3 separate regions of the Homo sapiens genome follow, and all the other regions are linked to region 3. A link is a loop called in an ENCODE intact Hi-C map of the cell type or tissue named here. Cell type or tissue: PC-3. All regions are shown on one strand.

What was found. A loop is a pair of places that touch in the nucleus more often than their neighbours do. Peaks named below come from ENCODE experiments on the same cell type or tissue, not always from the same donor. Only the 100,000 strongest peaks of a DNase experiment are listed, where the experiment ranks them.
Region 1: it touches region 3 in a loop (4-fold over the local background); 4 of 110 quality-filtered maps call a loop at or near these places.
Region 2: it touches region 3 in a loop (4-fold over the local background); 15 of 110 quality-filtered maps call a loop at or near these places.

Annotation. Positions count from the first base shown.
Region 1 is chr1:162,177,790-162,180,289 of GRCh38, reverse strand. All of the region lies in intron 2 of NOS1AP (nitric oxide synthase 1 adaptor protein), which reads right to left. Among named protein-coding and RNA genes, the nearest start is that of MIR4654, 22 kb to the right of the region's middle. In PC-3, no CTCF peak of the experiment used is centred here; no DNase peak of the experiment used is centred here.
Region 2 is chr1:162,135,659-162,138,158 of GRCh38, reverse strand. All of the region lies in intron 1 of NOS1AP (nitric oxide synthase 1 adaptor protein), which reads right to left. All of the region lies in intron 3 of LOC105371475 (a long non-coding RNA gene), which reads left to right. Among named protein-coding and RNA genes, the nearest start is that of MIR4654, 20 kb to the left of the region's middle. RefSeq lists an enhancer at 662-1,861. In PC-3, no CTCF peak of the experiment used is centred here; a DNase peak (open chromatin) is centred at 1,178; H3K27ac peaks cover 552 bases.
Region 3 is chr1:162,069,677-162,072,176 of GRCh38, reverse strand. NOS1AP (nitric oxide synthase 1 adaptor protein) reads right to left here and starts at 2,486. Exons shown (of 10, transcript NM_014697.3): 1 at 1,895-2,486. The coding sequence starts at 1,999. RefSeq lists silencers at 2,153-2,212, 2,223-2,402, 2,433-2,500. In PC-3, no CTCF peak of the experiment used is centred here; no DNase peak of the experiment used is centred here; H3K4me3 peaks cover 1,764 bases.

The DNA.
Region 1 (2,500 bases), 110 kb before region 3:
CTGGGCGACAGAGCGACACTCTGTCTCAAAAAATAAATAAATAAAATAAATAAATAAAAATAAAATAACACATCATGGAGGAGGCTACACAAGGGCCTGGCACATTGGAGGTCACCGGGTGCATTTGCCACAGGGATTGTTTCTGTAAGTGATGGCTTCATTGGTGAATATTTGGATGTTATGATCACTGTTGCTTTCCTAGGTAACATATCATTCAGAAATCCAGATAATGAACACCTGCATAATGCTGGTCCTCACCTCTCAGATCCAGGCTCTCCATTCCCACTGTCATGGCTCCAGTTTAGGCCCCTACATTCTTGCCAGCAGCCAGCACTAATAAATGGTGTCCGGCCTTTTCTCCTCCCAATCCATCCTCTGCATCACCTCTAGAGAGAGCTTAGTAATCTGCAAACCTCACCATATTTATTCTCTGCTAAAAATCTACCAATAGGTCACTACTACCAGCAGGATGAGGTCAAAGCTTTTTAGCAGGCAAGTCAGCGCCTTCATGATCTTATTGCCTGAGAAATCCACTGTCAAGTCCATCTCTCTCCAGCCCTCCCTGTGCTCTCTCACCTCTAGGTCCAGGATTTCCCTCCCCACTCATCCACCCTTCTGGATCTGAGTTCAAGGATCACAGCCTCTGTGAAGCCTGCTTGGACTTTCTCAAGAAGCTTCACATAATGTTTCTTTACATTCTCACTGAATTGTTTTTGCATAATCGCTGCAGCATTTACCCCAAATGCTGGTTTCCAGGTCCGTCTTCCCAACAGACTGGATGCATCTGCAGGCAAGAACTAGCTTTTTCCTTCCTCTGTCTTTAGCAGTACCAGAGAACAGACTGGCAATGGCTGTAGAATTGTTGTTTATCTAGCACAGCATGACAAATAAGAACACAGATTATAAAACCCCACAGCCTGCATTTGAAAGCCAGCTAGCCGGCTTCCTAGCTGTGTAACTCAGGGCAGGTTACTCAACTTCCCTGTGCCTTGGTTTTACCACCTCTAAAAGAAGAATCGTTTTCATATCTATTTCGTAAGATTTTTATGAGGTGTAAACAAGCTAATATTTGTTAAGGAACTAAAAAAGGGTGTAACATATGATTAAGACTATATAAACATTTGTTACATAAAATAAATACCCAGTAACTACGAGATACACAATGGTAGGAAATTCATGCAAAGAAAGGAGAGATGCCACACAGGTCCAGGAGATGAGCTAATGACAAAACTGTTATCAAAATTTTTCAGCCAAAAAAGAAACAGTATACATAACCACCAGCACCACCCCCCTCAACCCCCACCAAAAAACCCCACAAACAAATAAAGCAAGAATGATAAAATCCTGGTAATTCCAGGACCTGAGTGATAGGTATAAGACGGACTAAACTAGTCTTTTTACTTTGGTGTATGTTTGACAATGCTCGGAATGAAAACAGTTTAAATCTAAATAGGCCAGCATAGGCTGAGCATCCAGGAAGTATAAGAGCACCTAGGCAAGGCTACAACTTTCACACAGAGAAAGAAACCTTTTTCTTCCACTGTTCATAAACTGACGGGCAACCCTGGTGAGCTGAACGAGGTGCTTCTGGATGAGCCCTTTCTAGCTGGGTGGATGCCACCTTCTGTTATATGCTGGTCTCCAGAGACGGCATGACGCAGTGGGAAAAGCTCTGGCATCAGGAGGGATGAGTGTAAGTGCCAGCTGTCACTTACTAGCTACCTAGCCCTCCTGTGCCTGAGTCTCCTCACCTATAAAGTGGAAGGCCCTACTTCATAGGGTTGCTAAAAGGATTATTAAATAATATATTAGCAACTAGCACCATGTTTGGTGTATGGCACATACTCAGTAAACATATTTTTAAATAAAATAATACAAAACTAATCATACTCTTAGCAAGCACATCATTCAGCAGTCACAGTCTTTCACCTTTATTCAAATGGAATGAAAACTTATGTCCACACAAAAAGCTGCTCACAGATGTTCTTGGCAGCTTTATTCATAATTCCAAACCTTGGAAGCAGCCAAAATGTCCTTCAGTAGGTGAATGAATAAATCAACTGTGGTGTATCCAGACAATGGCATATTAATCAGCACTAAAAAAAATGAGCTATCGAGCCATAATAAGACCTAGAGGAATCTTAAATGCATACTACTAAGTGAAAGAAACCAATCTAAAAAGCCATTCATACCTACTGTATGATTCCAACTATATGACATTCTGGAAAAGGCAAAATTATAGACAGTAAAAAGATCAGTGTTTGCTAGAGGTTAGGAGGAGGAAGGCATGAATAAGCAGGGGACAGAGGATTTTTATGGCAGTGAAACTATTCTGTATGAAACTATAATGGTAGATACATGTCATTAAACACTCGTCCAAACCCACAGAATGCACAACACCAAGAATGAACCCTCATGTCAATTATGAACTCTGAGTGATAATGATGTGTCAATGTAGGTTCATCAGTTGTAACCAATGTGCCATTCTGGTGTGGAATGT
Region 2 (2,500 bases), 66 kb before region 3:
TAAGCTGTTAGGTTTTGAGGCAATTGGCTACCAATACACTGTGCATATCTGCTACACCAACTAGAGTTATTTACCAAATCAACAGATTATGCATTTTTAAAAAAAGGTGTCAATGTATCCTGTTTCCTGGGGTTACATTTAACATTTAATGTGAGGTACTGACAGTGGCTTCACTGACCACACCAGCACCCCCTCTTACCCACCTAGTATTCTCTCACAGACCCATATATGCTTACATACACACTCCAAGCCAATCACCGCTTGCTTGCTTTCTGTTAAGGAGGTTGCTCTGTCTGTGGATTCCTAAGTGGCTATGTAGGAAGGATAGCAATATGAGCAGCCACAAGAGAAATGCCCGTCTAGGTATACAGCAACACAGCGAGACCCAATTACATGTGTGTGTGTACGCATGTGCATAACTGAAGGCTCAAGGGAGACCCTGAGCAACCACACAGGAGACAAGGCATGAGTTTTTTCATCCGTCAGACAGCAGAATGAGGAGCAGGCAACTGAACAAGAAGAAGATGGATTTTGAAATCAAGCAGAGAAAGGGCAGAAAAAGATCCTCACATACAGATTTCTGAAAAGAAAAACAGAGCTCTGAGGTTTACTTCTAAGTGCCTCAGAGTCCCTGGACTGCCTCAGCTTCATGGCAAAAAAATGGTTAGCAACAACACTGTGCTGATCCCAGACAGCAATCCTAGAAACCATGGTGATGGGTACCATTAACTCTGATCAATAGATGGAAAACCTTCCAGAGGCACACGCCAATCCAGATCCAGTTAAAGTGCAAGCAAACGGCAAATCAATAGTGCTGCAGAAGTGCAGAGGGACAGACAAACGGCTCACAGGGTGGCAGGAGTGGCCCAGAATTTGAATGTGCTTATCAATGTGGCTGAGAGGCTGAAACTGACAAAGAAGAGATAGATGGAAAGAAAATGTTGAGAAATGGCATTTTTGCAGGAGGCTGAGTGCAAATGCAAATCGTGCTTTGTCTCCTAATCTGTGACAGGGGGGTCCATCAAAGACAAAGTCAAAGAAGCAAACGAAGATCAACTCCAACTCTCAGCTCCTACCTCCACTAAAACCAAGGCCCAAGAGGACTGAGGGTAGAACGGAAATTCAGAGATCAAGTACCAAGTTGACGAGGATCTCAGAATCTTCATGAGCAAGTCCGAGGTGCTTTTCATATGAGTCACTAATTCCTCAGCAACAGACTCAGAGCTGCTGCACTCTGACCTGCACTCTGGTTGACCTGATGTATTACACCTCTTTCTAAAATACCAGAGCATGTTTGGAAGGGCAGTATTCACCCCAGAAAAGCTAGGAGGTACTTCTGTATGCTCCAAGGCAACTCCCTTCATACTACAGCCAGCTGAGAAGCAATTTTTAAACAAACACACAAAAACACAAACATCTCACTGTGGTTCTTCCACCAACTTGTCTCTAAACTTTGGCAAATCACCTGACATTGAATTTCCTGTCATGAAAGGTAGAGAGTACCCTATTTACCCACCTCTGCAGCACATGAGAAAAGAAAAAGGACACATCTGGAAAGCAGTGAGAGAATGAGAGTAAGCCCAGGGTATCATACCAGCAAGACAGAATCTGAAGTTCTAATTTTACATTCTCATTTCCAAAAACTGCTGCTGGTTCTATGTTTTTCCATATGATACGGTAATCTACAAGACTGAAGCTCCATAAAGAAAAGAATGATGTCTTGCATTTCTTTTGTATCCAGCCCAATACTGAATACATGGTAGGTATTCAAAGAATTAGAAGAGGTTAGATAAGATTAAGGGAGTTGGAGGATCATGAGCCTAGATCTATATCATAAAATACTTGGTCAAATAACACCATACATTAAAAAATAAATAAATAAATAAAGAATCCCCATCTCAGTAGCTGTTTTCCTGCCCCAGAACTACCTTTCTTTATTATACCTCTTCAAATTCTACCCCACTTCAAGACACAGCTCAAATTGCATTTTCTTCCCTGTGAAGCACTCCCTGACTACTCCACACCATAGCAGTACCCTGCTCCTCTGAAGAATGATGTACAGCATTTGTTGAGGCCATTTTTATAGTACTAACTCGGGTTATTTCAATGTTTTCACTTGCTTCTATAACATAGCTTTCACTAGACTCCCAGAATCTCAGGATTCTAAATTGTATTATACACCTAAATCATATTCCTCTACAACACTAGACAACAGTTGTACATACACAGGAAAGTCAATAAAAAATAAATTTTTAACAAATTTTTTAAATGCTTAAAATTCCCACTACAAAATAATCAATTACAATATTCCATTCCTAAACAAATTTAAGTAACATGGGTGAATCAAATGAAACGTGGTCCACTACATGCACAAAGTTCATTTAGATGGAGGCCTTTAATGTTCCCAAAAGTAAGTCAGCCTCTTTGCCACTTTTGGTCTTGAAATTCACCGTCCCCGAGTTTCCAGAGGTCAGAAGTGTTCAAGTCACCCTCATGCTTT
Region 3 (2,500 bases):
GTTTTAGGGACCAAATGCAGAGGACTGAACTGTGATAAAATAAAAAGGCTTAAAATACACTTTCTATCTATCTATCTATCTATCTATCTATCTATCTATCTATCTATCTATCTATCTGAGACAGGGTCTCATTCTGTCACCCAGGGTGGAGTGCAGTGGTGCAATCATAACTCACTGCAGTCTCTAACTCCTGGGCTCAGGCGATCCTCCCACTTTGGCCTCCCAAAGTGCTGGAATTACAGGCAATAGCCACCATGCTTAGCCTTAAAAACACTTTAAATCTTATCTCCCTTCTTACCCTCTTACTTGTAAAATAGGGTACTGCTGAACCAAACAAAACACAAGCCAATTTCCCAGTTTATGTATGTCCAAGAAAATTAAATCATGACCCTGATGAAAACTCATACTTTAAAATAAAAACCTCTGCTCACCAAATCAACAGGCCTGGGCAAAAATTAACCCAAGCATCCCATCTTAGACCCACCGACCAGGTCTATTCTGAGAGATGAGAGAACTAAGATAAGATCTTGGCTGCAGCCCCACTCTGTCCCAGCCATACCCAGTAATTCAGCTCTGCATTCCACGGCAGGGTTTAATGTTTCGGGGGACTAAGCGGGGCAGTTCTCCTAGCTCCAGCAAATATGGCTGGGATAAGGTTATTCAGGGGGAAAAAAAGGTGAGCTTCACCAATTCACCCATATACATGAGAAAGAAAAAAATCTAAAGAAACTGACCACACTGGGCACATGTCAGATACTCGAAAAATGTGTGAATTGAAGGAAGAAGACACCTGATGGAATAATCCTTTCGTGAGATGCTAACAGCCTGCACGTACACCATCAAGAAAGAGAAAGAGAACAAAGAGTCAAACTGTCGCCACATCCAAAGTACAACGTTTTCAAAACCAGCAAGACCCAGCCTACTTAGAGGGACAATACTTTTCCACCTACAGGCACACTGTAGGTGCCGAAAGTCCCTGGGTCTCTCTACGTCACAGAGGAGGTCAAGTGGCTTGAAGGAAGAGCAGAACACTGTTCCACAGAAAAAGCACTCTTTCCTGCTGATGGGCAGTGGGAACCGCCACTGCAGTTTCAGAAGCCAGAACTCCTCACTCAGGGAGGTGCATCACAGGGAGTCAGCCTTGCTCACACCTGATGGTCCAGGGCCGAGGCTTCTGCTCCACCCCTCCCCCAACGGTGGACCTGGGGCTCCGACCTCAGCGCTGAAATTCCAGTCATCTCTGCTAAATTCTTCAGCAACAGTTCCCTACTAGATGCTGAAACTTAACATTAAGCCACAAAACTAGCAAATGGGTAGCTTTCACCACTCCCTTCAGTGACTGGCACATGCAGAGGAGTCTGGCAAATTAGCCATTTAGGAAGTGACTCTGACACCTAGACCCGGTTACCTGGAGTTTAAAAAAAAAAAATCTGGATTCTTTTCTTCAATTAGGAAGCAGGCATTCCTCTTTTAAAAGACCTTCCTGAAAGCACCTCTCCCTGGGAGCCCAGCAGGTAAATAACACCAGAGCTTCCTTAAACCGATTCTAAACGACCAGGTGCCCAGGCTGAGCTCACTTGCCGGCTTCTCCTCTGGAGGAGGGATCCGGGAAGTAACTCAATCCAGTCCTAGGCGGGTAAGGATGGGGGAGTCTGCAGGTGGGAAGGGGGAGGTGAGGCAATACCGCTCAAACTTTGCAGTTGCTCTTGAGCAGTTCTGGGCAGGAGCCCGCGGAATTATAGACTCAGAAGGGAGAGTTACCCTCCCTAAGAGAAAGGCCCCCAAATCGGCCTAGCCCGCCAGCTCTGGGTCCAGGACGGCTGTGCATCCCATCCGCTCAAACATGCCCCCCCAACCGCCACCACAGGTAGCACCCTCCCCGGAGCCCCCTCACCTTGGCCTCAAAGCAGATGCCGTGCTGGAAGGCGTCCTCGTTGTGCAAGGGGATCCGCAGGTCGTGCCCATCGTCCACAAGGTTGTACTTGGTTTTGCTAGGCATGGTTACCCGCGGCGGACCCGCTCCTTCGGAGGCGGCGGCTGCAGGAAGGGGCTGGCGAGACCCCGGGGAGGGGAGACTGGAGCTGGGCGCGGCGACGCGTGGCGGGGCCTGGGAGCGCTGGGCAGGGGGAGCCCTGGCCGCGCGGCGGCCGGACCCGGAGCGGTGCCGAGGGCCGAGCGGCAGCGGGCTGAGCTGATGCGGGCGACGCGAGCGGCGCTGTGGTCGCGCAATTCCTGCCGGCTAGGAGGGCGGCAGGGGAGGAGGTGGCGGCGGGAGCGGGCTGCGCGGCGCCCCTGCCCGGGGAGGGGAGCGGTGGGGCTTGCGGCCCGAAGCGGGACTGGGCGCGGCGCCGGCCCCAGAGCAGTGGAACGCACCGCCCGGGACGAAGAAGAAAAGGCGACGGTGGCGGTGGCGGTGGCGGTGGCGGCGGAGCAGGGTGCCTGTCACGGAGACGCTGGATCAGCCGCCAGCGAGCGGCTCCTCCTGTGGGGCGGGCCCAGG